Linked DNA regions of Mus musculus: all the other regions are linked to region 7. Evidence: chromatin loops called from intact Hi-C (ENCODE). Cell type or tissue: left cerebral cortex. All regions are shown on one strand.

Region 1 (4,000 bases), 400 kb after region 7:
GTTTTATGACAGAGGCAGAGGCACTGAAACACTAGGAGCCCTTGGACCTATCCCAGAAGCTTACAAGGATGAGGGTGTACATAATCTGGTTTGCCCAAGGAATTCTACTTTAAGATTCTAACCACAAAACAGGCAACTACTTACTATATCACATATATACAGACAGACACATGCACACAGTCATCACTCAAAATTAGCATTTAGGAAGTGAATTGAGTAAATGTTTTCATTTAAAGCACACACTGTAGAAAAAATATGCCATGCCATGTTTCAGGAAACAATAGGAATTATGTTTCAAAAGGTATTTTCCATTTTCAAAAACCTCGTATGTGATTTCTCATCTAATATGTAATAGGGAATCACTTATTCTGTGGTGCTCAGAAACCATTAAAAAGAGGGTGGAAAATACCAGAAAAGGGTGGTCAGTCTCATGAGGACAGACAGCTTTGCTGTGCCCAGTCCACAAGTCTGCAGCTCACAGCTGAGAAACACAAAAGGAAGGAAGTGAGGAGCTGTGTTGAAAAGGCCTAGGGTAAGAGAGTGTAAACCCCAAAACATGCAGGGGAGACCAGCTGGAGACTCAGAAGCGAAGCTTCAAGGCGGTTCTCAAGGGCAGCTGCTGGTCATCCAACTTGAAAGTTACACAGGAAGAGCAGCTGGAGCGGACTGACATCAGAGCCCAGCCTTCCTGCGCAACCAGAGTGGAAAAAGGCTCCCCGTGCCAGAGCACTCACTTGAACACCCAGGAGCACTTAAGAGCCTATTCTCCTCAGTGGCAGAAACCCAGGATGGCCACAGATAGGCAAGCTGTCACCCTTGATAGCCACTTACAGCCTAAACTATGACTCTGTTTCTATGGAACAGTGAGAAACGCCAGAAATGATGTCAGCTAAAAGCCGAGGCAAACAAAAGAGTATCAAAAAAGAGGCATGAAGTCTAAGAGAGACAGTTTTCTTTCCAAAAGACTGAACATTGGACAGAAATGCCAGGGACAACACAAGTGCATATTTACCAAATGTTCTTGGTCTGAATCAACACCAACCCTAAAGGAAAAACACAAAGAGCAAATGAGATTTTTGATCCAATGGAAGGTCTCCCCACATATATACAGTGTCGGGCAAATACTTTTCTCAACACAGAAGCTCCAGAATGGTCACTGTTCTCTCTCTTCTCTGGCGCCTGCCGCTTTCTTTAGCAAGAGCTTTGGGTCTAAGGCAAGCAGGGCAGGTATTCTAGTCCTAGAACCTCACTTACCAGTTCCAGTACAATAGCACTTCTCCTGAAAGCAGTGGGGGAGAGGAACACTGCCCCAGTTGCTCAGTAAGAATGATTAGAAAGTTTCGCAAACAAAGCTGGCATACTGCTCTCATGGTGACATTGTTAGGATGACAGAAGAGGGTTCGGTTCCAGGGGGACTGCAGGGTCCCCTGACTGGATGGGCATTTAGTCTTGGTTCCTCAGAACACGTGTACCTACATCAAATTCCTTCTTTGGACATTCCAGGGAACAAGTTCATTAGGTAGCTCTGAGTCTCTTCTCTAGTTTAAGACCTGCCAGCTCTGTTCTTTCCCCTCCCCTGCCTGTCAGGTCTCTCCTCGTCATCTGTCCCTGCTGTTCCAGCCTCCGTTCTGACTCATGGGTTCTGTTGAGTAAGCCTTTCCAGCTGCCAGGCATGGAACTCTTCAGGTCACTGTTTCACAGAAGCTTCTGAGAACAGCTCACAATCCTTAAACCTTTTAAGTCGAAAGTCCTTTGGAGGACTCAAACTTCTCGACACACTAGTAGCCACCCCTTACTCCAGCCTACCTTGCCCCACCCCCCCACTGACAGTCATTCTATAACACACTCCTTTCCCCATACCTTTGGCAACTTCAAGAGTCAATACTGTTCTGGCTCATGCCACTCATTCCCTTAGGTGGCAATGTGTGTCCTCTCACCTTTCTACTCCCTTGTCAAGTGCCAAAGTAACTGCTCTATGCCATGTCTACACAGAATCACCTCCCTTTATGCTTCTGCAGCCCTTTCTCAGTTCTTTATTACAAAATACATCACAGTACAGTATAATTATTTACCTGTCCGTCTCCCCAAAAAGACTGTGAGCTTCTTGAGGGTAAAGGCCATGTGTCAATTCATCTCTGTATCCCCAGAGTCTAGCATAGTACCTGACACACAGTAGGTGCTCAAATGTGTATTGATTCGGTTACCAACTACAGACAGCACAGGCAACACACAAGTACAAGAAGCAACATCTGCAACATCTGCAAAGACAACACTCAAAAGAGGAAGATGCTACAACACCACATCTGGAAGGTGAGGGAGTCATGGTCAAGTATCTGAAAACAGGTGGCCGAGACCAGATTCAAAGCTCAAACAAAGGCTCACTTGTTAAAAATGTCCAGAAACTGTTTAATAGCTTTCCAGTCACATTGGACTCTAACCACATTTATGCATCTCAAGTGACACCTAGTGGTCAAGATGATAGAACACTTAGAACATTAAAATCGCACTTTATCCAAAACCAGTATTAATAAACATTTACAGAACACTTATTATTTGCCAGGCACTGTGCTAGGCACAGGGCATAGACATGAATTAAACATGGTCCCTGTTCTCAAGGGGCTCACAGACTAGTGGAGAAACAGACCCAACTACAGCAGACACAAAAGAGTTTGCCGTTAAGGCAGGATAGTGTCGGGACTTCTCCAGGATAATTTCCAGCTAGCTATGTCAGTTCAGTCATTCTATGTGGTCCTAAGAACAATGCATCTAGTATCAGCACAAAGTGTTCCTGCAAGGATTAAATGAGAACAATGTACTGAAAACGTTTAAAGTGCTTGATGCATCACTAGCGCTAAGTGGTAGGTAGCTCTTCTAGCAATATTGGATTACAAGGATGAATGGGCTAATTGCTGTGATGGACAGACCCAATGCTACACAGCAACTCCAAGAAAAAAGAATCGGGGAGGGGGAAGGGTAGTAGTGTCAGTTCTTGAGAATGAAAGAGAATCCCAGGCCAAGCAAAGGCTCAGCAACAAAGAAATGCAAAGCATGTGTGCTAGCTAAATGATAGGGAGCCAAGTGTGACTGTCACACATGTGAAAGGATGCAAGCTGATTAACTCACTGGGGATCTGATGCTTCTAAGACGGGGGACATGATCTTTTTACACTAGAAATTAGACCATGTCTTTCTCTTGCTTTATTATCTTCAAAATCCCCACTGAATTTTCCAACCCAAAGTCTTTGCTATATCCTACAAAACCCTACATCAGAAGTGATACCATAACTCTCACACACACCCAGTGGTAAATAAGGTCTTGTTGGTACACGACCATACTATGTGGCCCCATATCACCCAGATCTGGGGAGCTGTAACAAAGATCTAGGGAAGTCAAAAGGTTTTGCTACTGGTCCTTCATGGGTAGTTTTCAGAATCCTGATCCCTTTGGGTCTGGTCTACATGTTTTTCTACTTACCAATTTGATCACTCTCATCATGCAAGCTTTTCTCTGTGTCAAACAGGCCGAATCTGCTCCTGCCTTCAGGTCTTTGCTACTGATTTTTCCCTCTGTTTGGACTGCTCTTCCTGGTCATTGTTGAACTGGCAGGGTCTTGCCACTCAGGCAGACTGAGTTCAAATATAACCTCTCTGAGAGACCTTGCCTGGCTTCTTCATATTATATATACCCCATTCCCAGGCACTGTTCCAGCATCTTCATTTCTGTCACATGTAGTATCATCTAAAACTGTCATGCTCATTTATTAACTAGTGTATTATCACTTTACCCACTAACTGTAACAAAGAACTTCTCTATCTTTTACTGCCACCGTCCTTTTGAATAAGGTTATTTCATTTTAGCACTACCAGCATTTTGGACCAGATAATTCTTTAATTGCAGGTCTAGATAGTAGCCTATTCAGTGCCCTGTAGGATGTTTAATAGGATACTGGCCTCTGCCTACTACATAGTAATGGCAGTCCTTTCTCCTAGTTATGACCATC
Region 2 (4,000 bases), 340 kb before region 7:
GCAATTTAACAACATCTGGAATCAACTAAAAATCCCCAAAATGGAGGGCATAGGTATATGAGGAATTTTTGCCTAATTTGAAGTAGGAAGGTCTACTTGTTGTGTTTGGTGTGTGTGTGTGTGTGAGAGAGAGAGAGAGTGTGTGTTTTGAGACAGGGTTTCTCTGTGTAGCCCAGGTTGTCTTGGAACACACTCTGTAAACCAGGCTGGCCTCAAACTTAGATCTGCCTGCCTTGCCTCTGAAATGCTAGGATTAAAGGTGTGTGCCACCACACTCAGTGCAAGATCCACTTCTTATCCTGACCTTTCTGGTAAGACACACCTGTAATTCAGATCTTTTGATGTGGGAAGACTATCTGGGTCTTGAGGCAGGAAAACACACCTTTAATCCAGATCCTGAGTACTAAAACCACTTTTAATCTGTGCTATACTTTCCAAGTCCTAGATAAGGGCTTGGAATAAGAAAGCCTTTGCTTTTTGCCTGCTTGCTCTCACCTTGCTAGCAAGTGCATTCCTTCACTGGCATTAGAGCCTACTTTTTAGGGATTCTAGCATCTACTGAAGACCAGCCTCTACATCCAGCCTCGTGGACTGAGGAACTTCTGGGTTCATAGTCAGTCATTGTCGCATTACCTGGTCCACAGTCTGTAAGTCATTCTAATAAATCTTTCCACATATCTCATATATATTTGATTTTGAATTGAATTTTTGTTATGTATCAGAAACCTTTTATTATTGCCACTTTTACTACTATGCCCACATTCAATTCTATCACCCCATATGAGGAAATATGATCCATAGTATAAAAGGCTGGTATCTAAAATCGTTTTTCTTGGGAGGCAAAGACAGGGATCTCCAGCCTGGTCTGCAGAGCAAGTTGTAGGACAGCCAGACAGGAACAGAAAAAGAAAAAAGGAAAAAGGAAAGAAAAGAAATGAAAAGAAAATCCCCTCTAGGTTAAATTGTTATTTTTCTTTCACAAGCAGATAAAAATTTAGAATGCAGAACCTGGTCTGGTAGCTCATGCCTGTAATTCCAGCACTTGGAAATCTGAGGCAGGATCAGAGCTGTGAATTCCAAGACCACTCTCAGCCTGACTGGTACTGTCTCAAAACACAAAACAAATTAAGAATGCTCACTTAAAGTTCAAGCATGCTTGGTAGCATTTTTTTTTTTTTGTTTGGTTTGGTGTTTGAGACAGACTCTAACAAAGCCAGTCTGTGCTGAAACGCGTAACTGCCCTACTTCAGCGTCCCAAATACTGGGATGAAATGTGTGGGTAAGCACTCCCAACTATCGTCAGGGATTTTTGTTTGACAGTCTTAACCCCGAGGCACCTGACTCTGGTCTCACTTGCACAGAAATCAAGTAGGTACTCAGTAATCGTTCTATATGAATGATATTTTTGTAATGTCATCAAGTTCTGTTTTCACTTAACACTTACTTAACAGATTCTTCCAATGTATTACTTATTGCTCAAGAAAATTTAGCCAGTTATTGAGTATCAACGAAACTTCTTTGTTTCTTATTTCTATAACGTTGGCATTCTACCGTTTTTTCACATTGCTTTTGGAATTAGGATTTTCATGCAAAAGTAAAAGTTTTGCGCCTTGTTTGACCTAATAGGTTGCTCAATAAATTTACTTCTCTAGTCAATAAATCCCGTCCAGTGTTTTAGCATATTTAGCGAAGCTAAAAGGCGCCTTGGAGGAGAATGGATGGGGGCAGGGCAAACGGTTAAAATCCGGCACCGGCCAGAACTTTAAGAGACACAGGAAAGAGGCGGAGTGACTAGTGAATGACAAAGGGAACAGCCAATGAAGAATCTGGGAACCACTCCCTCCCCTCCCTTCGTGCTTCAAATTCTAAGCTTAATTTCCATCCGGGTTCTTCAGCCTCGTTCCCGGGTAGTATAAAGATTGCAGTCTCCTTTGTTCGCCCTCGTTGCGCAGTCGTCCTAGCGTCATTTCTGTTCCGTTCTGAAAATCGGTAGCTGTCACTGGTGCGGCGCTGCTCGGGAGGTCCGGTCGGCGAGCTCAGAGGAGCTTGAGACCGTCGCAGTCCCCTCGGGTAGGACTTTCCTTTCCTTGGCCTGTTTTCCATACAGACTTGTTAGAGCTGGATGTCATTTGTTTCCCGGGAGATAGTGGCGGCGGGCGCCATTTTAAGACACCCAAAGGTGTCAACCTATTTAAAGCAGAAGGGGTGGAAGCAGCACATTATGGGGTCAGTTATCTGAGTGCGTCTCCCGGAGGTTTGGCTGTCCCCTGTCGCGGGAGGGCGGAGGGCGCAGCTTTGTAGGTGGGGCGGGACGTGCTGGGACCGCGGGAGTAACACCAGAATAGCGTCCGTGCTAATGATAGGCTGGTGGACTTCTGAGGCTTCCTCTGGTCCTTGGCGGCAAGGAGAGGAAGCTTTCTGAGTTTTCGCTGCAACTGTCAATGCAAAAGTTAGTTCGTCCGGAGGCTGTTGGTGGTTCTGGGTTCGTTCCAAGTGTCGCCATTTTGTCTTTAACACGCGGTTTTTAATGAGTCTTAATTAGGTGTCAGGACTGGAAAAGAGTGTTAAGAGTGTGTGATTCTGAGTTCCGTTATCTTCGGACTCTGGCACTTTTTCTTTTCGATCGGATAACTAACAATCTTTCGTTGGGCTAGATGCAGCGACTTTGTCCTAAGGTAGAGATTTGTCCCTAAACTTAACTAGGGAATCTAAATGTGGAAAGGGCTTGCTCCTTACTTGGTGTGTCTGGCTGGTGACCTTGAATGAATAGGAAGTCTTTTATACCTTTGGCTTCGGGTTGGGGGCGGTGGGGCGGATAGCAAGTAGGTTGATAGGTAACGGAATGTTTTAAAGATAAGAGATCAAGACCATAGCCAGGTGTGGTGGCCCCCTTCTGTTAATTCCTGCACTCTAAGGTTGCAATCTTATATTAAAAGTAAAATACATTTAAAAGTAGCCTTTTTAAGTGTTGAGTAGCTCTTCATTGACTAAAAGCAGGGCAGATGAAGATGGTAAATTAGGCAGGCCCTTTTAACCCTGTTAATGAAAATTGCGCTGCACTGTTAGCCAAAGTATTTCAATTGATTTTCTACCACACTTGAGGTTTATTGGTATCTTTAGTTACTAAAGAATAAAGATTTTAACAAAACATGAGCCATAATTAAGCTGTTCAATAAACTTTGGGGACTTTCTACAGAGAGATAATAATACCATTTTTCAGCAGACCCCCATCGGTTAAGAGGAAAAATGGTTGAAGCAGATCGCCCAGGAAAGCTCTTTATTGGTGGGCTTAATACAGAGACGAATGAGAAAGCCCTTGAGGCAGTGTTTGGCAAATATGGACGAATAGTGGAAGGTGAGTTATCTAAAATCGTATGATATATTAATAAAATTAAAAGACAAGCTGTGATGAATTTGAATCCACTGATCTTCCGACATGATAAATGCATTGTCCTCTAAGAAGTTCTGAGCTTGCTTCTCGCAGATGTGCGCTGATTATCTTTGTTTGAATGAAACTAAACCCCACCCCCCCAACTGTTTCAGTTCTTTTGATGAAGGACCGAGAAACGAATAAGTCAAGAGGATTCGCTTTTGTCACTTTTGAAAGCCCAGCAGATGCAAAGGATGCTGCCAGAGACATGAATGGAAAGGTATGATTGTCTGCTTAATAAAAAGGTGTTTCTTAGTGACAAAAATAACTAAAAAGTGTTATCTAAGTTTCAGTCCAGCAGAGCTCTGAAATTTTTATTTTGTGTATGCATGCATATTAAGAGACTTCTGTTCACAGACACTACTATCCTGAATTTTATTTTATTGGTTTTTTTTTTTTTTTGAGTCAGTCTTGACTCAATGTCTTTTGTAGTCTTGACTAAGATCAGGCTGACCTCAAACTCACAGATCTTCCTCGGTGTGTCAGAAATAGACCCATGCCCAGTCTCTAGACTGAATTTTATTGTGATTCCACAACCAAATTTTGTGGCTAATGCTAAGGGTTATTTAT
Region 3 (4,000 bases), 460 kb after region 7:
GGCCTCTCCTCCCATTGATGCCTGACAAGGCAATCCTCTGCTACATATGCAGCTGGAGCAATGGGTCTCTCCATGTGTACTTTTTGGTTGGTGGTTTAGTCCCTGGGAGTTCTGGGGTGTCTGGTTGGTTGATACTGTTGTTCTTCCTATGGGGTTGCAAACCCCTTCAGTCCTCCCCCTAACTCCTCCTCTTAAGCACCGTCCTGTCAACTAAATAGTGTTGAGTTGGCTTGTTCTGATTCTGAAGTTCATTGTTACTTGTCCTTTTGTAAGGAATATATGCTACTGCAATTGCTATGGATCAAGCACTGTGTGTAGAGGGTCCAGAGAACAGTGATGACTATGACTTAATGTGATGGGATCCAGTTTTTCAGATTTGAAGAAACTTAAGCATACCAAAAGACCACAGGCTTTTAAGAACTAGACTGAATCTCTGTAAAGATCTTTTCAGTGATAAAAACACTCTTTGTTCTTCACCAACAGTTGTTCACCCTTCATCCAACATGTTTGTATGCAATGCCTGCTGTTTGACAATGTTCTAGAGAGGGAGAAAGCTGTCTTCTTGCAGCTCCCATCCTAGAGTGGGAAGAGAGGCAGCAAACAATAGCAACCCAACAAACATAATAAAGAAATAACATCGTTTAGAAGATGATATAAAGTCAGAATAGAATAAGGAGATCATACCTGAGAATGCTTCAACTTTCAAAGGCATGGTAAGGACCAGCAGTACTGACCAGGTACTGGTGAGTCAACTGATTCAGATGACACAGTTCTTTGGAGACTGATGGGAAAGAATGGTAATCAGGCTTCACACTTATTTTGTGATATGACATCAACAAAGCTGTGCCACTCAGCCAGGGGCACTGAAGTAACTTATATAGAGTTGAGGGTGTGAGTTACCTTTGGCCATAAAAATGTCGTGCCCACAGGGTTTACTCACACGCAAATGAATACTCAGCAGTGAGTAGCTAGGAATGCTGATCTGGAGCTAAGGAGTTATGGTATTTGAGGTAAAGTTGTTGATTTGGAATCACTGGAAAAACTAAGCTGGTCTGAAGTGGAAATGAACTAATGAGCTTGCTGAGAGTAGAGCGAAAAGAGATCCAGGAAAAACTCTCCTTCTGAATGCCTACATTTTAGGAGATGAAGATAAAAATGGAGAAAGGTTACAGTTGTGTGCTCATCAGACTGTTTCCAACATCCCTTTATTCTCCCTTCATACATTCTAGCTTTCTTCATGACAAAACAGTCCCGCTGTGCTACACTCTCTTTTGTGTGGATCTTGCTCATAGAAACGTAAAGCAGAAAGGTAAGATGTTGAACCAATGCTCTGAGCGTCCCCAACATGCGAGAGTTCAGGGCTCCATACCCCCCAAGTTACTCTCTACACTTTATTTACTTCCTCACGTTGATGCCCTTGCAACCTGCCTCGGTAACCGTTTCTGAGGCCAGAGGCATAAGAAAGACTTAGTGAAAGGAAAGGACTCTGTTGGGAGGAAAACCAAATCAATTAACCAATTATCAAATACCAAGTACCAGGCTTTCGAGTTCTACGCCCACAGCCATTTAGCAACGCCACCAGCCCCACCTTCTTCTCCTCCCAGGCCTTTCCGTAAGTCCCGCCCCTTCTCCAAATCCGGCGCGTATTTGCGGACGCTCTACCTCGTCTCCCCATTGGTCTCGCTCGGCCTGTTCTTTCACGCCCCCAACTCAGCCCTGCCTCTCTCCGGGAAGCTGCACTGCGCAGTCGCAGAGGAGGCCTCAGGCCCTTTTTCCGTGTCGCTGTCCCCTTCTTCCCGGCATTCCTTTTTCCGCGTTCTCTCGGCGGCTCTCTGGGTCTGGCCACCGCCGGCACTTCGCGCCCAGGGCTCTGGTGACGTCATGTTCCTGCGCCGCGTGGACGCCCGCCGGTGAAAGGAGGAGTACCTCTGCCGCCCTTCGTCTCCTTTTGTTGGGCTGCCGCTCCTTCTGAATCATGGCGCCGTCGCTGTGGAAGGGGCTTGTAGGTGTCGGGCTTTTTGCCCTAGCCCACGCTGCCTTTTCAGCTGCGCAGCGTAAGTAACTGAGGGACTGGGACCGCTCGCGTGGGGGACACCAGGGGCTGTGGGGGCGCTCCCCTAAGGGACTGTTGAACCCAGTGCAGGAGAGCCGTTTTAGGTCGGGGTGACTAAGTAAAGCCGTGCAGGGTCCTCAGCGGAGGGCTTGAGATCAGATGGCTGAGGAACACCTAGATTGCAGGACGGCCAGAAGAGGTTGCTGAGGTTTGAGAAAGAATTCAGACCGGGACTCTGTCCCAGAACTCCAGACACGACATGCCATATGCAGCCTAGGTAGCTAAGACAAAGTGTGGAATTGAGAACTTTGCATGCATGTGGCATCGTGACAGCTAGCTAGACAGCATCCCGGCCACTCTGCTGTCCAGGCAAAGACGGAGAAGTTAAGTGACCGCTTGCCTCAGGGAGGCACTGTGACACGGGGAAAGAGCAGTGGACTGGTTTAAAAGGTTGGTTGTTAACATTTTGCTTAACTGTTAAATCTGTGTGACCTTGGGCAAATGATAACGGTGCTGTATGGTGGGTTTTTATTTTTGTATTTTTTTGTTTTTTGTTTTTGTTTGTTTTCTCAGATCAATAATTGAAGTTGCTTCTGCTTTTAGGTGCTAGAGGTTCCTTGATTCCTTTAAGGGAATTCTTAGACTAGTGGAAAAACTAGTGGGCCAACAAATAATTGCAGTAAGATAATGTGAATGTTCCAAAGGTGTGTGTGTGTGTGTGTGTGTGTGTATGTGTATGTATGTGTGTATGTATGTTCATGGGGAGTAGTAATTTGGTGGGACCCTGGGGAAAGTGCCTTAGAGCTTTGCTGCTCATAGTGTGGTCAGTAGAGCAGCATCGTGGACATCACCTGGGACCTTGTTAGTGTCTACTCAGGCTCCACCTCAGAACTGTTGAATCAGAATATTCGTTTTAATAAATCCCTGGGTGATTTATAGTTTGTGAAGCACTGTCCTGGAGGAGAATAGGATACACTGGAGTACTGGTTATTTTCGAAGTAAGCTTTGGCTCTACTATAGTCACAAAGCAAGTAAGGCCCTTGCTTGAACTCCAACAGCCTCATTTTCCCAGTGAAGAAATGCCTAGCTGAAGATAGTCTTAAATTTCCAGAGTAGACTTCATTCAAACAAGAAAGTTAGCTAGAAGTGTGTCATTAAAAGGTTAATCCAAACAGCATATGATATTGGATTGATTTTGCTTTTATCCCTGTCCTTACAGGCTCTGTAAGTTCAAATATACTCTGCCTGCATATTTTTTTAAGCAGACTCAATACATTCACACAAGTCATTTTAAGTCTAGAGTACATTATGAATTAGGGATTGTCCTATTTAATCTAGAAGTGGATTGTCCTACTTCATCTAGAATAATATTGTCCTGCTTGATGTAGAATTAAGATTTTGGATTTTTATATTTTTCAAGTGCTAAGAATGCCTTGTGGACTGAAGCAAGACCTCTGCACTGCTCGTGCTGGCAAAAGACTGCCATTTACCTTTGACACTAGTTGTGTCATGGGAAATTGTGGCAGCAGATAGCATCCTATGGTGCTGGAGCATGCTCATCTCTGCCATAGTGACCTTTGATATAGCAGAGCTCTCACTGTTCATACACGAAATAAACCCTGTTCACCTTTCACGTTCCCATTTGCCACAGAGGAAACTGAGGCAGTGCAACTCTGTTCACTTTCCCATTGTAACATTCTGCAATTGAAGTAAGTGCTGGAGTTGCTGAGGATGTCTTGAATGAGGTACAGTAAATTGTAGTAAACAGAAAAGCTGGTGCTATGTATGACTTGGGGTTACCAGTTTCTAGATCCTGATCGCAGCCTTCAGTCCCTTGCAGCCTGCAGAAGTGAAGGCAGCAGCAGAATTAAGCAGTAGCAAGGACAGAAATTGAAGTCCTGGAACTCGAGTTACATCACTGCACTGAAGAGGAACATTTCCATACCA
Region 4 (4,000 bases), 330 kb before region 7:
TCTTTTTTAAGCCCTTTTTGTAAGTAGAAATTCATTTTAGGCTTTTCAGGGTTTTTTTCCCCACCTAATTTTCCTCCCCAAACGTCAATTCTGGGGCACTGTTGATTTAGGTATAGGGACAGCCAGCAGACCCTTACCTTGATGGGTGACTCAGTATAAGATTGGGTTTTTCAGTGTGACCTCTGGGACTGCCCATGTAGCATGCATACTCCACGATCCAGCAGGCCTTCAGAACTGCTGTCTCTTGCTAATTCTGCTTTCTCTCTAGGTTGAAGTAGGGAATGGTTCTCTAGTGAGTTTAAATTCCAGTTTCAGCATTATTACTTGAGGGAACTTTGGAGAAATTAATCTGTAATTGATCTCTCACCTGTAAAGAAAGTTAATAATATGTATCCCAGAGGTGGAAGAGATTGACTTCATGAAACTGTCTCATAAAGTAAAAGCTACATAAGTATTAAATGATATTATTTTCTATCAATTTCTTTTTGTGTTATCTTCAGGGCTGGGCTTTGGGACCCAATTAGTTTCCCCTTTTGTTAGGGACTGAAAGTTCTTACAAGCTGTTTTTTTTTTTCTCCTAGGTTAGTCATAGTTAACTTTTACTTTCCTCCATTCACGATCCACCATTAGCAACTATTTTAATACCATGTATATCCTTATGTATAAGATCTTATTAATTAAGGGTTTTGTTTGTTTGACAAGGGTCTCTCTACATAGTCTGGCTGTCCTGGAACTCATACAAACCAGGCTGGCCTTACAGTCACAGATTTATCTGCCTCTACCTGCTGAGTGCTGGGATTAAAGGTGTGTGCCACCATGCCCAGCCTTCATATTGATATTTTTGAGACAAGGTCCTCACAGAACATAGACTGACCTCGAACTGCTTTCCCCTCTGGTATGTTAGATAGGTTTACACTACACCATGCCAGCACACCAAGTTTTTGAAGGGCTAGGAATAGAACTCAGGGCTTATGTTTATGCTAGGCAAGCACTCTACCAAGTTATATCCCCAGCCCTCTATTGCTATTAGTTCATTGCTTCTGATTCTAGCATAGCTTTTACTCCATGCTGAAACCCCACCCATGTTTGGCCTACGCATTCTTCCCAGCTTGATTCATATGCCCTTAGGTTGTGTGTCCAGGCCTGCTCAGAGCTTTCTGACATTTTGGCCCTGGCTCTTCAGCTGCTGGTTGAATATGGTTTTGGTGACTGTAGAGGAGGACAGAATCTTGCAAACTGTCCCATCTGTGATTTTGCTTTTAAGCAGAGGGATGCTTATTTCTACAGACTGTAGGGCAAGGTGCTTGGGCTTAAGCTGGAAGAAGTCCAGGTATCAATGTTCTGTCGCATCAGAGGCTTGCTAAGGTCCAGTTGTCACATTCTGAGTTCATCCCAGCCGATACTCAGCAGTATCTGTCAGGAGATTATTAGAAGTAAGCTTTTGTAGAGCTATCGGGAAGCTCTGATTCTCAGAGCAACTTGTGCTGAAACTTAATACACCCGAGCTTGCAATTTTCTTTGTAAGTGCAAGTAAAAGTCAAGACTTCGTGCATTCTCTGTTTGAAGGTCATCCCTACTGCTACTGTAGTGCACTTGGGATTTCAGTTGGTACTTTACGAATCACAAAAGGTAGCTTGATTATGAGCCTGCCTGCCAGACATTTGTGGCAGCTCATTTCCCTTTCTAAAGAGCACTGGGATGTCTGAAGACATTGCCTAACAGACCCCATATTGTGCGTTTACCTCAGGCTGGATTCGAGGAGGAGAAAACACTATTCTGTACAAGGAAAATTTGGTATGGGTTTCTGAATGGGTAGAGTAATAGAAGTAAAGGAGAATAAAGAGTATAGGATCGCCGGATAAAATAACAAACCTTAAATTACTCTAGTTGCTTCTGGTAGGGTTGAGATTAGAGTGCCCAAGGGAGACCCCCCCACACACACCTTTCTATTCTTCAAGACCTACTGTAGGGCTATTCTAGAAGATCAATGAAGAGCCTCACCACCTACTTAATCAAATATGGAGAGGCACGGTTAGGACTTGTTAAATGTTTAAGGGATACTGGTACCACAGTAGCAGAACCTACTAGAAATCTGCTCTCTACTGCTGGAGGAACTACATAGGGAAGTGTCTTGCCAGATGTACTCAACTGTAAAAAAACAGCCTATGGGTGTTTCTGGGGACTCTGTTACAGAGTCCAGAACATATGTGCCCTGAAGGAGCATAAAACCCAGACAGGCTCCTCAGGCTACAGACGTCTGTGCTGTGGAAGCAGGAACCAAACCCAAGTCCTGCGGTGGCGGCTTACTAATACTTTGCTGACAGGACCTCCAACTGGGCCAGCTGGCAAAGGCTCAGAATTCGTTTTCATTGAGACAGAATGAATTGAGAGTCAGGCAGTTAAAAATGACTGTAAAGGGTACTGGTGGTCACCTAAACTAATTCTAATGTTTTCTTCTTTGTAATTAAAATAAGTCATAGCCAGGCATGGTGATTATATACATTTTAAAATCTTAATCCCAACTAGATTTCTATACAATTGAGACCAGCCTGAACTAAACAGCCTAGATTGACCTTGACCCCCTACCCATACTTCCCCAGTGCTGGTATTGCAAGCATGTACCACCACTGTAACTAGTTTATGTGGTGCTGGGGATGGAAGTGAGGGCTTTTTGCATTGCTGTGCTAGCGCTCTACCAACTGAACTATGTTCTCGCCCCATTCCTTAACACTACAATACCTTACTTAGTTGTGGAATAGCATGCACTTTAGGCAGGCATGGTGATCCACACCTGTAATCATAATATTTGTGATGTAGAGACTAGAGGATCAGGCTGGATACATTTCATAGTTTCTTGATTTTTAGATAATGGTAGCATTTTATTTAGTGTTGTAGTTGAGACATCATTACTTTGTGGGTGGAGCCTTTTATAGTCTACTTATGTGTTGTTTTATTGTGGGATTCACCTATGACCTTGTACATTCTACAACTGAGTTATATCTTTAGTTTTGAGACAGTTTCACTAGGTAGCCCAGGCTGGCCTAGAATGTTCTATTGTAGACCAACCTGACCTTAAGCTCTTGGTGACCTTCCTGCTTTTGCCTCCCACATGCTAAGATTATTGGCATTAGTCACCATACCTTGCTTACCTTTTTTGAGGCAAGATCTCATGAGGCTAGCCTTGAACTTATCCTTTCAAGTACAAGGATTTCAGCTGTGTACCACCATGCTCAGTTTTATGTGCTGATGGGACTTGAACTTGGGGCTTTAGGCAAGCACTCTAGCAACTGTAGAGATATATCCCAGCCCTGGCTTGACTTTTTAAAAGTTTGTATTTTATTCATAGGAGTCTTTTATGTGCATCTGTGTACCACTGGCTTGACTGGTGCCTGAGTAGTCTAGAAGAGGGTGTCAGATCATCTTATAGATGGCCAAGAGCTGCCATATGGTGGATCTTCTTGAAGAACAGTCAGTGCTCTTAACTGCTGAGTCATCTCTATCTTCCCTTGGCCAATAAATTGTAAAAGATAGATGTTCAACACCATAAGAAAATGCAAATCAAAACTGCTGAGATTCTATTTACTTATTCAGAATGACACTCTTTTTTTAAAGATTTATTTATTATATGTAAGTACACTGTAGCTGTCTTCAGACACTCCACAAGAGGGCATCAAATCTTGTTACGGGTGGTTGTGAGCCACCATGTGGTTGCTGGGATTTGAACTCAGGACCTTTGGAAGAGCAGTCGGTGCTCTTACCCGCTGAGCCATCTAACCAACCCCCAGAATGGTACTCATTAAGGAAGGAGTAACAATGAATACTGGCAAGGATGTGGGGAAAAGGGAACCCTCCTTATTGCTTGTGTGAAGGTAAGCTTGGGCAGCTACTATAGAAGCCAAACTATACCATACCTGGCTATTTACTCTAAGGACTTCCTATCAACTCTTGGAGAGATACTTCTACATAGCTGTAGACTATATTCACCACAACTAAGTTAGGA
Region 5 (4,000 bases), 320 kb before region 7:
TAGCTGTGGGTAGAATTTCATCAGAGGAAATTCCTTATAACCAAATTTCATCTATTCCAAAACTCATATTAGATTTTGAAGATGGTCATGCAGCTTTGTAAACTTGCCAAAAAAAAAATCTGTTACAATTATAACTGAATTTTGTGCTTTCAAAATGACACCTCAATAAAGCAATTTTTACAAACATCTGTTGAATGTGAAAGTGTGATGATTGTCACTAGTACTTATGGGGATACAGTCTAAGACCACACTCATTTTGTTTTCCTCTGCTATCCCAGAGAGCAGCTTGCTGGGGTTCCATGTGCTCCTTCCTGTGTTTTAGTTTTTGAGGAGCCACCATATGGCTGTACAACTTTACTAATGCCTTCCCTATCACCTGTGTGCAAGGCTTTCCCATTTCCTCATAGCCTCACTCACACAACAGCCATTCCTACTGAGTCAAGGTGACATTTCAACGGAGTTTGATTTCTATCTCCCTGATAGTGACGTGGAACATTCCCCTGTTGATCTGTGGGTCATCCTTTCTTCCTTCTTTCCTTCCTTCCTTTCTGTTTTATTTTCCGTTTCAAAACAGGGTCTCAAATAATAATTAAGGCTGGCTTGGAACTCATGGCAATCCTCCTGCCTTGGCCTCCTAGTGCTAGGAATATAGGTATGTGCCACTTCACTGGCTCTGTGTGTCTTTTAAGAAATGTTTGTTTAGAGCTAAGTGTGGTGTCATATACCTCTGAATTCTAGTTACTCACAGAGAGTCAGGAGATTGGGGGAAAGGTCATCCTGGCCTACATAGTAGGACCTGTCTCAAGAATATAACAGAAACAAAGAAGGTATGGCAGGGGGAAATAAGAGAATTTCATTAAGATATTTGGCTTGATTTAAAAATTGGGTTACTTCTTTCAGGTGTCCATCTCACCTCTTGTACAGGCTAGCTTCCATCTCATGGGAAACCTGGTGAGCCTGCAATGTCTGGACTAATTTTTTTGTTGGTTAGTTTGAGATTTCTTTTTCTTTATTTTTTTACCTTTTTAGCTTTGACTTGTTTGAGACTTTTGTCAATTTTGGATATTAAAAAGTAGGAAAAAATGAGGATTGGCAAGATGGCTCATTAGGTAAAAGCAATGGCTTAGAAAGTGATGGTCTGGCTGGTCCTCTGAATCCATGTTGGAAGAAAAGAACCAACTCATGGAAATTGTCCTGTGATCTACACACACACACACACACACACACACACAAACTTCTGGCTTATACCCTCTTGTGAGATATACAGACTTTTGCTCTGTTGATGGCTTCCTCTGCCATGGCTGTATAACAGCATTTTTGTTGGGATGTGGTCCTACTTGTATATTGTTTATTTACAGTGTTTTTGCTGCCTTATCAGAAACTTGCCCTTTCCGGTGCCATGATGAGCCCTCCCTTAGCTTATATGGTCTTATATTTAAGTGTTTGATCTGTTTTGCACTTATTTTTATTTTATTTTTTGTTTTATGAGACAGGGTCTCTCTGTGTAGTTCTGGCTGTCCTGGAACTCACTCTGTAGTCCAGGCTGTCCTTGAACTCAGAAATCCACCTGCCTCTGCCTCCCAAGTGCTGGGACTAAAGGCATGTGCCACCACTGCCCTGCTTTTATTTCATTTTTATTGTTTTTTTTTAATGTTCTTTTTTTTTTTTTTTTTTTTTTGGTGGTGGTGGTGATTAGAGACAGGGTTTCTCTTTGTAGCCATGGCTATCCTGGAACTAACTCTGCAGACCAGGCTGGCCCAAACTCACAGAGATCTGCCTACTTCTGTCTCCTGAGTGCTGGAATTAAAAGCATCCACCACCATCAGTCAGCCTGAGCTGATTTTTATAACTGATAAAAGGTAGGAATCTGTTTTCAATTTTCTGCTGTGAATATCTAATTTTCCTAGCACCACTTCTTGAAAAGACTGTCATTTGCTCATAACACCAGAGTCAATATAAAATGAGCAAATCAGTCTTTTCAATATTGACTCCGTTGTTTAAAATCAGTTGGCTATAACTATGGATTTATTTTTGGGTTTTCTACCCTGTTCCTTGGTGTCTTTGTGCATTATTATGTCCAAAGCAGCATGTTATTTTGGTTATTATATCTTAATAATGGGTTCTCTTAAAAAAAAAAGAAAGATCCATTTGTGTGTGTGTGTGTGTGTGTGTGTGTGTGTGTGTGTTCCTATGTATACAGGTGCATGTGGGTGCCCTTGAAGGCCAGAAGGCATTGGATCTGTTGGAGCTGGGGATGTGGGGAATTGAATTTGCAAATGTGCTCCTTACTACCAAGCCATGACTCCAGCTCTGGGCTGTATTGTAAAGCCAGGCAGGGCAATGCTTCCAGCCTTGTTCTTTTCGCTGAGTGTTTTCACTGACTTTGCAGGGTCACCAGAAGGATTCCTATGAGATGGAGGCTAGCCTGAGCTACAAACCATGGGTGGGCACCTGAAAGTAACCCAATTTTTAAATCGAGTCAAATATCTTAATACAATTCTGTTATCCCCCCCCCCCTTTGACTATTTAGTGTCTTTTGTAGTCCCTTATCAATTTTAGGATACTTTTTCTATTTCTGTAAAGAATGTAATTGGTATTTTGATAATGGTTGTTTTTAATTTGTTGACCACGTTGGGTATAAAGACTATTTTGACACTATCAATTCTGTCAATCAGTGCCACCAGTTATCTGTTTATTTCTGTAAATCACTTTCAATTTGTGCTGTGCTTTGGTTGTCATTTGTACCATACAAGTTTGCCAGAGCTTAGTCTCCAGAGAGTTTTATACTATGGAACCTTAAGGGCTAGAGCTCAGTAAGAAGTCCTTAGGCCACTAGGGTGTGTCAATAGAAAGCATTAAGTAGTCTGTCTGGGACTGTGAATTCTTTGGTTTTAAGTTTCTTCTTTTTTTGAGAATTTCTAGTATATATATAATGAAAAAGACTCCTCGTTGTTTTCTTCCTCTAACTCCCCTCTTTAGCCCCCAATCTGTTCCCTTCCAACTTTGTCTTTTTAAAAATAATCCACCAAATCCACGTAGTGCTGGCTATATGTGCATGGGTTTGAAGTCATCCACTGCCGATGTCAGCAACAGTTGACTCAGGCTTGCTCCACTCCCCTGAGGCAATGAGTTTGCTGGGCTGAGCTAATTCTTGCCAGTACAACATATTATAAAAGACTTAGCCTGAGCTGAAATAAATGGTGGCTCTTTAATCCCAGAATTTAGAAAGCAGAGAGGCAGAGGAATTGCCACACACTCAAGGCCAGCCTGGCCTACATAGTTAATACTAGACTAAGGAGCGTAGAGTGGGCCCTTTCTCAGAAAATGAACAGATGTGCTGGATAGATAGCTCAGCACGTAACCCTTCCTGCTCCTCCACAATGTAGAAGTCAGAGGATAGCTTGAGGGAACTGTTTCTCTCCTTCCATTACTTGGGTCCCAGGGAGTAAACTCAGGTCACCCAGCTTGGTGACAAGGTTTTCTACCCACTGGGCAACCCTGCCTGCCTTTTTCACATCTATTCCTACTCCATTATGAAACAATTTACAATAGCCATTGTAAGGAATCAACCTTAGTGTCCATTGACAGAGAGTGTGTGTGGTGGGGGTGGGGGCGGGGGCAAGAGGAAGAAAGGAGAGTCACTATCCATAAACTGGGTAAAATTCTGTCTGATTCAACATCATGGATAAGGCTGATAGACATTTATGTTAAATGACATGTCAGAAATAAAAATACCAAATGATCTCATTCAGGCATGGAAAATTTTAAAGCAAATATATTTAGCCCACTGTAAGAGCACAGTGGGCATTGCAATAATGAAGGAATGTCCTGTCTACACGTGCTATGTTTAAAAATTGACTTCTTGCGTATTTGCATATGTGCAGTCACAAGACACTGGGGAGGGCAAGTGGGAGATGTTGGGTAATAGGTATGCTTTTGTAGTTAAACAGTAGGAATAAGTTCTGGTGTGCCATTGCACAACAGGGTACCTACTGAACAG
Region 6 (4,000 bases), 440 kb after region 7:
CTCGTACCATCAACTACCATGGCATACCATTTCTCTCAATAGGAAAGAGCTTATCTGTGATCAAGCCCTTATTTTAACAATATAAGGCTCATTTTGCACTTAACCACAGTTCAAATACCATTATATGCATGTCTATAGTTCCTGTATATAATATATAATAATAAACTACCCAGTATATGTTCGCTGAAGATAGTAAACAAGTCACATACAGTGTCACACAGAGAAAGGAGATGAAATGTATAGCTTGTATGACCGATTAGCCTTAAGGGGCACTACAAATTGAATGGCATTTTTGACATTTTAGCAAACAGGGACAGTCCTCATGCTTAGAATTTATTACCTTACAAATGGAATGGGAGCCTGAGTCCATGCACTTTCTTAAGCCACACAACTACCTTTTATTGCCACCCTTGATATGCACACACATTCTAGAAGTCTGGGTTTCCTTGAAGTGGGTGGGTGGGGGCTGCATGAAAAAAACGCCTTTTAGTTCCAAGCCTTCGCATGCCCATCTTCAAGTCTCAGAAACAAACCTCAACTGGCTCAGTAATTCAAGGCTGTACCAAATGAAGATAATCGTCACACATGCACTGCACAGACAGGATTGTCTGTCTACCCTCATCTCTTCAGCCATACCCTCCTAGGCAGATATGAGACTGTCAGCAAGATCTTTTCCCCTCACAAGACTAGAGAAATGGTTCAAAAGGCTTCTAAGCCCATGGGTTGGTTTTTTTGTTTTTGTTTTTGTTTTGCCTCCTCTCCTCTGTCTCTCTGTCTCTTTCTCTTTTTCTCCGCCCCCCACCCCCTATGTATCATCTGTCCCTCCCCCAACACACACACACACACACACACACACACACACACAGATAAATAACCTCAAAAGAAAACACAGTGAATGAAGAACCAAAATCATTTACACAGCAATTGATCAATAACCTCATGCCAACAGCAAGTCACCCGTATGCATATGCATGAAGGTTCGTAATTACCACTTGGCTGGCCAATTCTCATCATATGGTACGTAACATGCGGCTGGAAGAACCATAACTCTTACTAGTCCTCACTTTCATAAGCCTGAATCCAAAGGGTCAACCCTAAGGCTCCCCATCAGGTGTAGTATAATAAATGAGGACAATATTTAAAATGCCCTAAGCCTTCTGTAGCCTACTTCAGGTTTTTAGTTTGTGTGGGTCCCACGGGAGTAAGGTTATCATTTGCACCTAGAAAGGCGGCATAGCAAAAGCTGGGCAATAAGTAAAGGTCGACTCTGGTTCCAAATGAATGCCAGATGCTGGCAGTACAGCTACTACTGCAGCTTCAACGAACCTTAAACAAACTGACACCCCAGAGACAGAGATTGCAAAGATGTCTTCCCCGCCCCCAGCCCCATCCCATCCACCGCACCCGACTCTCTTTCCCACATCCTCTACACCCACCCGTCCTGCTCCCCAACTTGGAAGGCAGAGAAGGGGCAGCAGGGAGCTGAGAAAAAGGGGGTGGGGTCGGAGGCGAAAACAGCAAGGAGAGCCAGACAAAATGGGGAGGCGAGGCTGAGAACGAGATAGGAAAAATGGGGGGCGTAGCAGAAATAAAAGGGGGTGAGCCAGAGAAACGGAGGACGATTTAAGGCGAGGTGGAAAACGAAATGAGAAGGGGAGCAGAATGTAGGCCGAGCAGGACCAGGACAGGAGGTGAAGGAACCGGCAAGCAGAGAAAGGGACCGTGCCAGCTAGGGGACAGGGGTCCAAGTCACTTGCCATAAATCATAGCAAGGCCGGTTTCGTGCAGGAAGCGGGCCCGGCGGTGCTTGAAGAGCCAGATCGTCAGAATGGTGAGGGTGAGCAGCAGGATGAAGATGAGCAGGTTGGCGCTGTCCTGCCGATGGCTCTCCTCCGCCTGCTTCTCGGACACGATCTCCTCGTCCATGGCTCTGGTCGTTCCCCCGGAGCCGTCCAGAGCCCCGGTCCAGCCAAAGAAGCTCACTGCGAAGAGCAACCAAAGGGGCCGCATGAGCGGACGCGCCCGGGGCCCGCAGACGCCACGGCGAACGGGCGCCAGCCGCCAGCCGCGCCGAGCCCCAGCCATGTCTTCCCCCCACCCCCTGCCCCCCGCCCCTCTCCTCACCCGCAGCCGCCCGTGGCCCGACCACTCCCCGTGGGCTCACGGGAAAGGGGCGGGGCTAGAGCCCAGCCGGCGGTGCAGGCACCGCCCAGCAGGGCCTCCACTCTTAAAGTGACAGCCACAGCTCCCGCCTGCCTGTCCCCATTCTTTGGCTTGTCTACCCACCTACAGGCACGCCTAGAGCTCAGTCCCAAAGTGAAAACTTATCGAATCTAATCCACTGTTTTCCTCTGAAGAAACACGGGGCCAGTGTCATCAGAAGCAGGTTGCACGCTCTCCACTTGGGTTCAATTCTGACAGCTGGGAAGGGGACAGAAATCGATCTTCATAACCCATCTGGATATCGTCCCCCAGTGTCTCTTAAAGGCATAAGAAGTTGTCCCCATGGGAGTGGCCTTAAACTCCAGCTCTGTAATTTAAATCGGGATCCCCTTATTCTGCCCTTATTGGGGAAACAGTAACACTGTAAGAGTTCAAAAAAGAATTCACACAAAGGCATGGATCATAGATGTAGCTGTATAATCGGGTTTTCTTTGGATGTCAATGTTTAATATATGTCATCCATCATCAGGAATGAACACATAGGTTCATCAGCCTTGCAAAGAGTAGGCAATCAAGTTTGTGCTCAGATTTACCTCAGAGCTGTGCTACCTTGGAGAAGAAATCTTTGCTGGTACAGGGCTTTTGCCTCCCCTGTTGTCTTTTTTACTGTTACTTTAAGGCAAATTTCACCGCTTCTTACCCATTTGACTCCTTACCTTTCATTTCCCTTTCCCCAAAGAGGAATTTCTGCAGATCCCTCTAGAACTCATGAGGCAAGATTTTCACAGCTCACCTCCATAGTTGAGCTGTGCTTGGGGACTTTTTCAGAGTCTCCATACTTGCGGGCTCACTCCTTAGGTGAGTTAGGCTTCGTTTTATCTAGACTTTCACTTCTACACGAATAAGCTACACATTTCAAGCCCTGGCCTGCCACTGTTCCTTAAGGCCTCTATCTGTTGGGTAGTGAGTCTATCCTCTAAATTAGCTTATTCTTTCCTCTCTGAATATATATCCTTCCTCAAAGCCTTCATGACATCAGCAGTACTATTTACTATCTATCCCAACCCTGCCATTTTGTATATAGCATACCATTTTGAAACCTTTTCATCTCAGGGCCACATCACCCAACAACAACTACAAGCCACCCTGGTCTGTGAGGATAGCGAACTGGATGCCTCTTCCTTAACAAACTGCTTAAGCTCTGTGAGGATAGCGAACTTCAGGGAAATCAAAACAACTCTGGAATGGTTGTCCTGTGTGACTGGCCAGGAATATTTTTTCCAACAATAACGGCCCATTCTTTCCTATTAGTAGCTGGGGCTCTGTGTCGTCCCAAGCAGACCATGGCCACCTGCCTCCTTTCCCTTGTTTCCTGTCTAACTGTCCTTCCCTGTCCACACAGGGCTGGGCACCTTACCGTATACAGGCAAGCAACTCAGGAAAGGAACATGCCTGAGTTTCCCAGTGTGCTCTCTTCAGACCCAGCTGGATGCCCCTCCCCCACTCCCACCTCAGAACAGGCTTACCTCCTTTGGGCATAGCCACTCACTCCAAGGCTATTTTGCTTCTGCACAAAAATTACCTTCTGACAAGGGTCTGGATCTTAAGGACAAAGTCACAGGTGTGTTTTCTTGACCACAATGAACAAATCTCTTCCAACCCCAGGCTCCCACCAGTTCCCATGGCTCTAACAACTTAATCTTTTGCACCAACAGCCTCTTGATAGTAGTTAGGGTTCCAGGAGGAATCTACACTGCAATAACTTCACCAGACAGTCAAACCCATGACCCTAGGCTCCCCTCAGAATATTCTCTCTCAAACACACAGTTTCCACTTC
Region 7 (4,000 bases):
ATGCTATCACCCGTTCCTACATGTTTATAAATTACTACTTCTCTACAGTGTATATGACTAAAGTGGCCAATACATAAAACAAAAAAAGTATTGAATAAACGAGATGGTAAAACCCAAAGTCAACTAGTAATTTCATCACCGAATCCACTTTTGGGTACCCAGATACCAAATAATTGTTTGTCAGACTACTAAAAGCGCTCTTTAAAGAAATCACATGTACAGTCAAGTGGGCATTGCCAGTCCAGAAGTTCAATTGTAAATTTTTACAGTTTGGGATGCTTAAAATATGCACAAATAAATAGCTGAAATTTTTCAACCAACAATCAATCCCCCTGCACAATGGAAAAAGTTTTGTGTGATTGCCTCTCCGGTCGCTTGTCGCGCTGTTAGTTCCCTTTGATGCCAAAGTTCCTATGAGGCTAAGACTAACAGAGTACAGTTACCATACAGTTTACAAGACCAGGTTCAACACCACTTGTGCTATTTCCATGTTGAAATTAAACACTTAGCAATTCCCAAGTACAAATGTATAGATCTCTTTCATTCATTTCCTGTGCATTCCTAGTCATATTCCTGTGGTTATAGGGTCCGAACTCAGATGCCCTGGAACAAAATTTAATAGATAAAACAAGAATCAAGAAAAGTTTCTTCAGTAGAGGTGAATGACACCTCTTCCACCCTGTAAATCAACAAGCTGCATTCTACACAAACATGTACAGGAAGCGTAAATTAAGTTTGGCTATACAGGATAAAAGTCTTACTAATGTGATTTCCTTGGTGTTCTTCCTCTGTGCAGTAAAAATATCAAGATAAAAACGAATTGTGACCTTCACATACATACACAAATTAATAAGGCACAAAAAAATCACTTAAGGCACCACCCTAAGATTTACTTTCCTTTATACATCGGGAATGCAATAGACTGAACCAATAGACTAGCCACCAACCACCGGTTCAGAGACCTAGTACTTCAGTGGAGCAAACAGAAGAGGAATGTCCCGCAAGGGCTGCCAGTGAACCCTATGGCCCCGCTCCGCAGTGGGACTCCGATACTCTTTCTTACCTTAGGGAACCAAGCCTTCTTATCAAGGTCCCACTCGTAAGGAGTGTCATCTGGTGGTTGTCCCAAAGAATGGGCTTCTCCAGAGGGCTCATTCTGGGTGTCACCTTCCTTGGGGTCTCCTCCATACAATTCTTGCATTCGCAATTGCTCATCAAACTCATCGTTCCCGCTCAAGTTGTTGCCACTCATGGTTCTCACGTAGTCCCGGACACCGCGGTCAGAGAAGTGAAGAGGCCGAGAGGGCGCTGGACAAGAGCAGAGAAAGAGAGGTCTGCAGAGCTTGGACTGTGCACTGCAACTCCCGGGCCGCCTCCCGCAGCGCCCCAGCAGACCCTGGGAAGTCTGCGAGGCACCGCCCAGACTCCGCCCTCCCGCCCGCCCCCCTCGTGCACGCCTGCGCCAACAAATGGTCAGCGCTGTCGCTGCCACCCACCTGGCGGGCTCCGCAGGGCCTCGCCGCCGCCGCTGCTGGGGCCAGGGCGAGGCGGAAGCGCGCAGGCGCGCTGTCACCGCTGCGGCCGGTTCCGGAGGCGCCACAGCTTCCTCCCCGCCACGTCAGGCAACGAGTTGAGAGCGAAGTCCCCCTCAGGCTGATGCAGTCGCCATTGTCCGCGCGGGTGGCAACGTAGCGGGTCGCGCCGACCCGCCCACGGGACGTCAAAGGTCCGCGACGCTTGCGCGGCCAGGGGGCGGGGCCTCGGAGCCCGGCTGCCGCCGCGTGTCTGTACTTATTGGGAACTGGCCTTTAGGGACGCAGCCTGCCGAAATGCATGGCACCTCGTTAACCTCGGGCTCCTCTGCGCTCCGGACGAGTTTGGCCGAAGCGATAGCCTGAAAAAGGACTCTTCCAGTAGAGCTGGCGCGGAATGGGCTTTGCGGCAGGCGCCATCTTGGGGAGGTGGGTGGGACCGTGGGACAAGTTTCTCCCGCTTCGCGAAACCTTGGCGCCTCCTTCGCGCAAATCCCCGCCCCTGCACTGGAGCCGAGGATTGTCTTATTTTTCGAATGCTTGTCCTTAGTGTACACGCGGGTTTTGTTCATCTTAGTAACCCAAACACATAACATGCTGTTTGGAGGTCTAGTGAAGCATGAGTTAACAAGCAGTGGGCAGAAGGCCCCATCACTTCCTAATCTCACCCCCCTTTTAGGCATCTGGTACCACCCTCTGGCTGCTGTAGGTGAGAGGAGCTTTTGCCTGCAGCTTACTGCAACGTGTCCGAGGTGTTCCAGACTGGAATTTGAAGCTTGAGTGTAAACATAACCCTATGGCCTCATTTCCTTGTGTCTTAGTAAGACAGCCAACAGTCTTCCAAGAAAAGCTGAGCTTTTTCCTTAGATGTTTCATGCACCTAGAAAAGGGAAGGGGTCCATATTTTTAGGACAGACAAGTATTTACTGAACTCCTATTAAGTGCCAGGCTTTGAGGGAGATTCTGAGGCAGCAGCTAAGACATGCACAAATCAAGGGCGGTTCAGTTATAGTTGGCGAACAATATGACAGGAGCACCAGATGCGGGAGAGCAGCAATTATTTTGTTTTAAGCATTTTTTAAATATTTTTATTAGGTATTTTCCTCATTTACATTTCCAATGCTATCCCAAAAGTCCCCCATACCCCTCCCCACTCCCCTACCCACCCACTCCCACTTTTTGGCCCTGGCATTCCCCTGTACTGGGGCATATAAAGTTTGTAAGTCCAAATGGCCTCTCTTTCCAGTGATGACTGACTAGGCCATCTTTTGATACATATGCAGCTAGAGACAAGAGCTCCAGGGTACTGGTTAGTTCATATTGTTGTTCCACCTATAGGGTTGCAGATCCCTTTAGCTCCTTGGGTATTTTCTCTAGCTCCTCCATTGGGGGCCCTGTGATCCATCCAATAGCTGACTGTGAGCATCCACTTATGTGTTTGCTAGGCCCTGGCAAAGTCTCACAAGAGACAGCTATATCAGGGTCCTTTCAGCAAAATCTTGCTAGTGTATGCAATGGTGTCAGCGTTTGGAAGCTGATTATGGGATGGATCCCCGGATATGGCAGTCTCTAGATGGTCCGTCCTTTCATCACAGCTCCAAACTTTGTCTCTGTAACTCCTTCCATGGGTGTTTTGTTCCCAATTCTAAGAAGGGGCAAAGTGTCCACACTTTGGTCTTTGTTCTTCTTGAATTTCATGCGTTTAGCAAATTGTATCTTATATCTTGGGTATCCTAAGTTTCTGGGCTAATATCCACTTATCAGTGAGTACATATTGTGTGAGTTCCTTTGTGATTGGGTTACCTCACTCAGGATGATGCCCTCCAGGTCCATCCATTTGCCTAGGGATTTCATAAATTCATTCTTTTTAATAGCTGAGTAGTACTCCATTGTGTAAATGTACCACATTTTCTGTATCCATTCCTCTGTTGAGGGGCATCTGGGTTCTTTCCAGCTTCTGGCTATTATAAATAAGGCTGCTATGAACATAGTGCATCTTTTTACACTCAAAAAGTAGACAATTCTAAACAGCTTTTTTTTTGATGGATTACATTCATCAACAAGGCTCATTGCAATAATGTTAACTATTCAAGTAAAATTTTTAATCATTAAAAGTAAAAAGTGGGAGTGGGTGGGTAGGGGAGTGGGGGGGAGGGTATGGGGGACTTTTGGGATATCATTGGAAATGTAAATGAGGAAAATACCTGATAATAAAAAAGACACTAAAAAAAAAAGAAAAAAAGTAGCAATAAATACTATATGTGTAAACATCAGTACTATGACCCAGACTTGACCATAGGGAAAAGCTTGTCAGAAATTACTCCGATTCCAGTCACCTTTGTTTGTAAATACAGTGGTTCCAGGTGGGTTCTAGAATATTTTGGCTCCTCACAGACCTCTGAATCTGATTTCAACCTTAGTGATATTATTAAAGCAGTAGTTGTTTCCAAATATACTTATTTTTACGA

Evidence for each region. Hi-C counts contacts between places; a loop is a spot of excess contacts. Peaks named below come from ENCODE experiments on the same cell type or tissue, not always from the same donor. Only the 100,000 strongest peaks of a DNase experiment are listed, where the experiment ranks them.
Region 1: it touches region 7 in a loop (2.6-fold over the local background); 3 of 42 quality-filtered maps call a loop at or near these places.
Region 2: it touches region 7 in a loop (9-fold over the local background); 11 of 42 quality-filtered maps call a loop at or near these places.
Region 3: it touches region 7 in a loop (6-fold over the local background); 8 of 42 quality-filtered maps call a loop at or near these places.
Region 4: it touches region 7 in a loop (3-fold over the local background); 12 of 42 quality-filtered maps call a loop at or near these places.
Region 5: a loop joins it to region 7, with 3 times the contacts of the local background. A loop is called at or near these places in 6 of 42 quality-filtered maps.
Region 6: a loop joins it to region 7, with 2.9 times the contacts of the local background. A loop is called at or near these places in 3 of 42 quality-filtered maps.

The regions. Positions count from the first base shown.
Region 1 is chrX:56,648,671-56,652,670 of GRCm38, reverse strand. Slc9a6 (solute carrier family 9 (sodium/hydrogen exchanger), member 6) reads right to left here. Exons shown (of 16, transcript NM_172780.4): 13 at 1,013-1,043. Among named protein-coding and RNA genes, the nearest start is that of Gm39515, 32 kb to the left of the region's middle. In left cerebral cortex, a CTCF peak has its summit at 2,466 (motif pointing left); DNase peaks (open chromatin) are centred at 1,609 and 2,438.
Region 2 is chrX:57,390,922-57,394,921 of GRCm38, reverse strand. Rbmx (RNA binding motif protein, X chromosome) reads left to right here and starts at 1,886. Exons shown (of 9, transcript NM_011252.4): 1 at 1,886-2,070; 2 at 3,224-3,355; 3 at 3,544-3,650. The coding sequence starts at 3,247. It overlaps Snord61 (small nucleolar RNA, C/D box 61), which reads left to right and starts at 3,413; the gene lies at 3,413-3,474. In left cerebral cortex, no CTCF peak of the experiment used is centred here; DNase peaks (open chromatin) are centred at 1,215 and 1,853; H3K4me3 peaks cover 2,366 bases; H3K27ac peaks cover 890 bases.
Region 3 is chrX:56,595,839-56,599,838 of GRCm38, reverse strand. Mmgt1 (membrane magnesium transporter 1) reads left to right here and starts at 1,895. Exons shown (of 4, transcript NM_146234.4): 1 at 1,895-2,054. The coding sequence starts at 1,976. Gm36239 (a long non-coding RNA gene) reads right to left here and starts at 1,647. Exons shown (of 3, transcript XR_386934.2): 1 at 1,537-1,647; 2 at 685-781; 3 at 183-576. In left cerebral cortex, no CTCF peak of the experiment used is centred here; DNase peaks (open chromatin) are centred at 1,768 and 2,337; H3K4me3 peaks cover 1,413 bases; H3K27ac peaks cover 334 bases.
Region 4 is chrX:57,379,333-57,383,332 of GRCm38, reverse strand. No RefSeq gene overlaps it. Among named protein-coding and RNA genes, the nearest start is that of Snord61, 10 kb to the left of the region's middle. In left cerebral cortex, no CTCF peak of the experiment used is centred here; a DNase peak (open chromatin) is centred at 2,296.
Region 5 is chrX:57,373,070-57,377,069 of GRCm38, reverse strand. No RefSeq gene overlaps it. Among named protein-coding and RNA genes, the nearest start is that of Snord61, 16 kb to the left of the region's middle. In left cerebral cortex, no CTCF peak of the experiment used is centred here; no DNase peak of the experiment used is centred here.
Region 6 is chrX:56,607,945-56,611,944 of GRCm38, reverse strand. Slc9a6 (solute carrier family 9 (sodium/hydrogen exchanger), member 6) reads right to left here and starts at 2,110. Exons shown (of 16, transcript NM_172780.4): 1 at 1,758-2,110. The coding sequence starts at 2,085. In left cerebral cortex, a CTCF peak has its summit at 2,232; DNase peaks (open chromatin) are centred at 1,043, 1,599, 1,905, 2,214 and 1 more place; H3K4me3 peaks cover 1,766 bases; H3K27ac peaks cover 417 bases.
Region 7 is chrX:57,051,262-57,055,261 of GRCm38, reverse strand. Htatsf1 (HIV TAT specific factor 1) reads right to left here and starts at 1,692. Exons shown (of 10, transcript NM_028242.2): 1 at 1,497-1,692; 2 at 1,064-1,308. The coding sequence starts at 1,252. In left cerebral cortex, no CTCF peak of the experiment used is centred here; DNase peaks (open chromatin) are centred at 1,628 and 2,015; H3K4me3 peaks cover 1,791 bases; H3K27ac peaks cover 853 bases.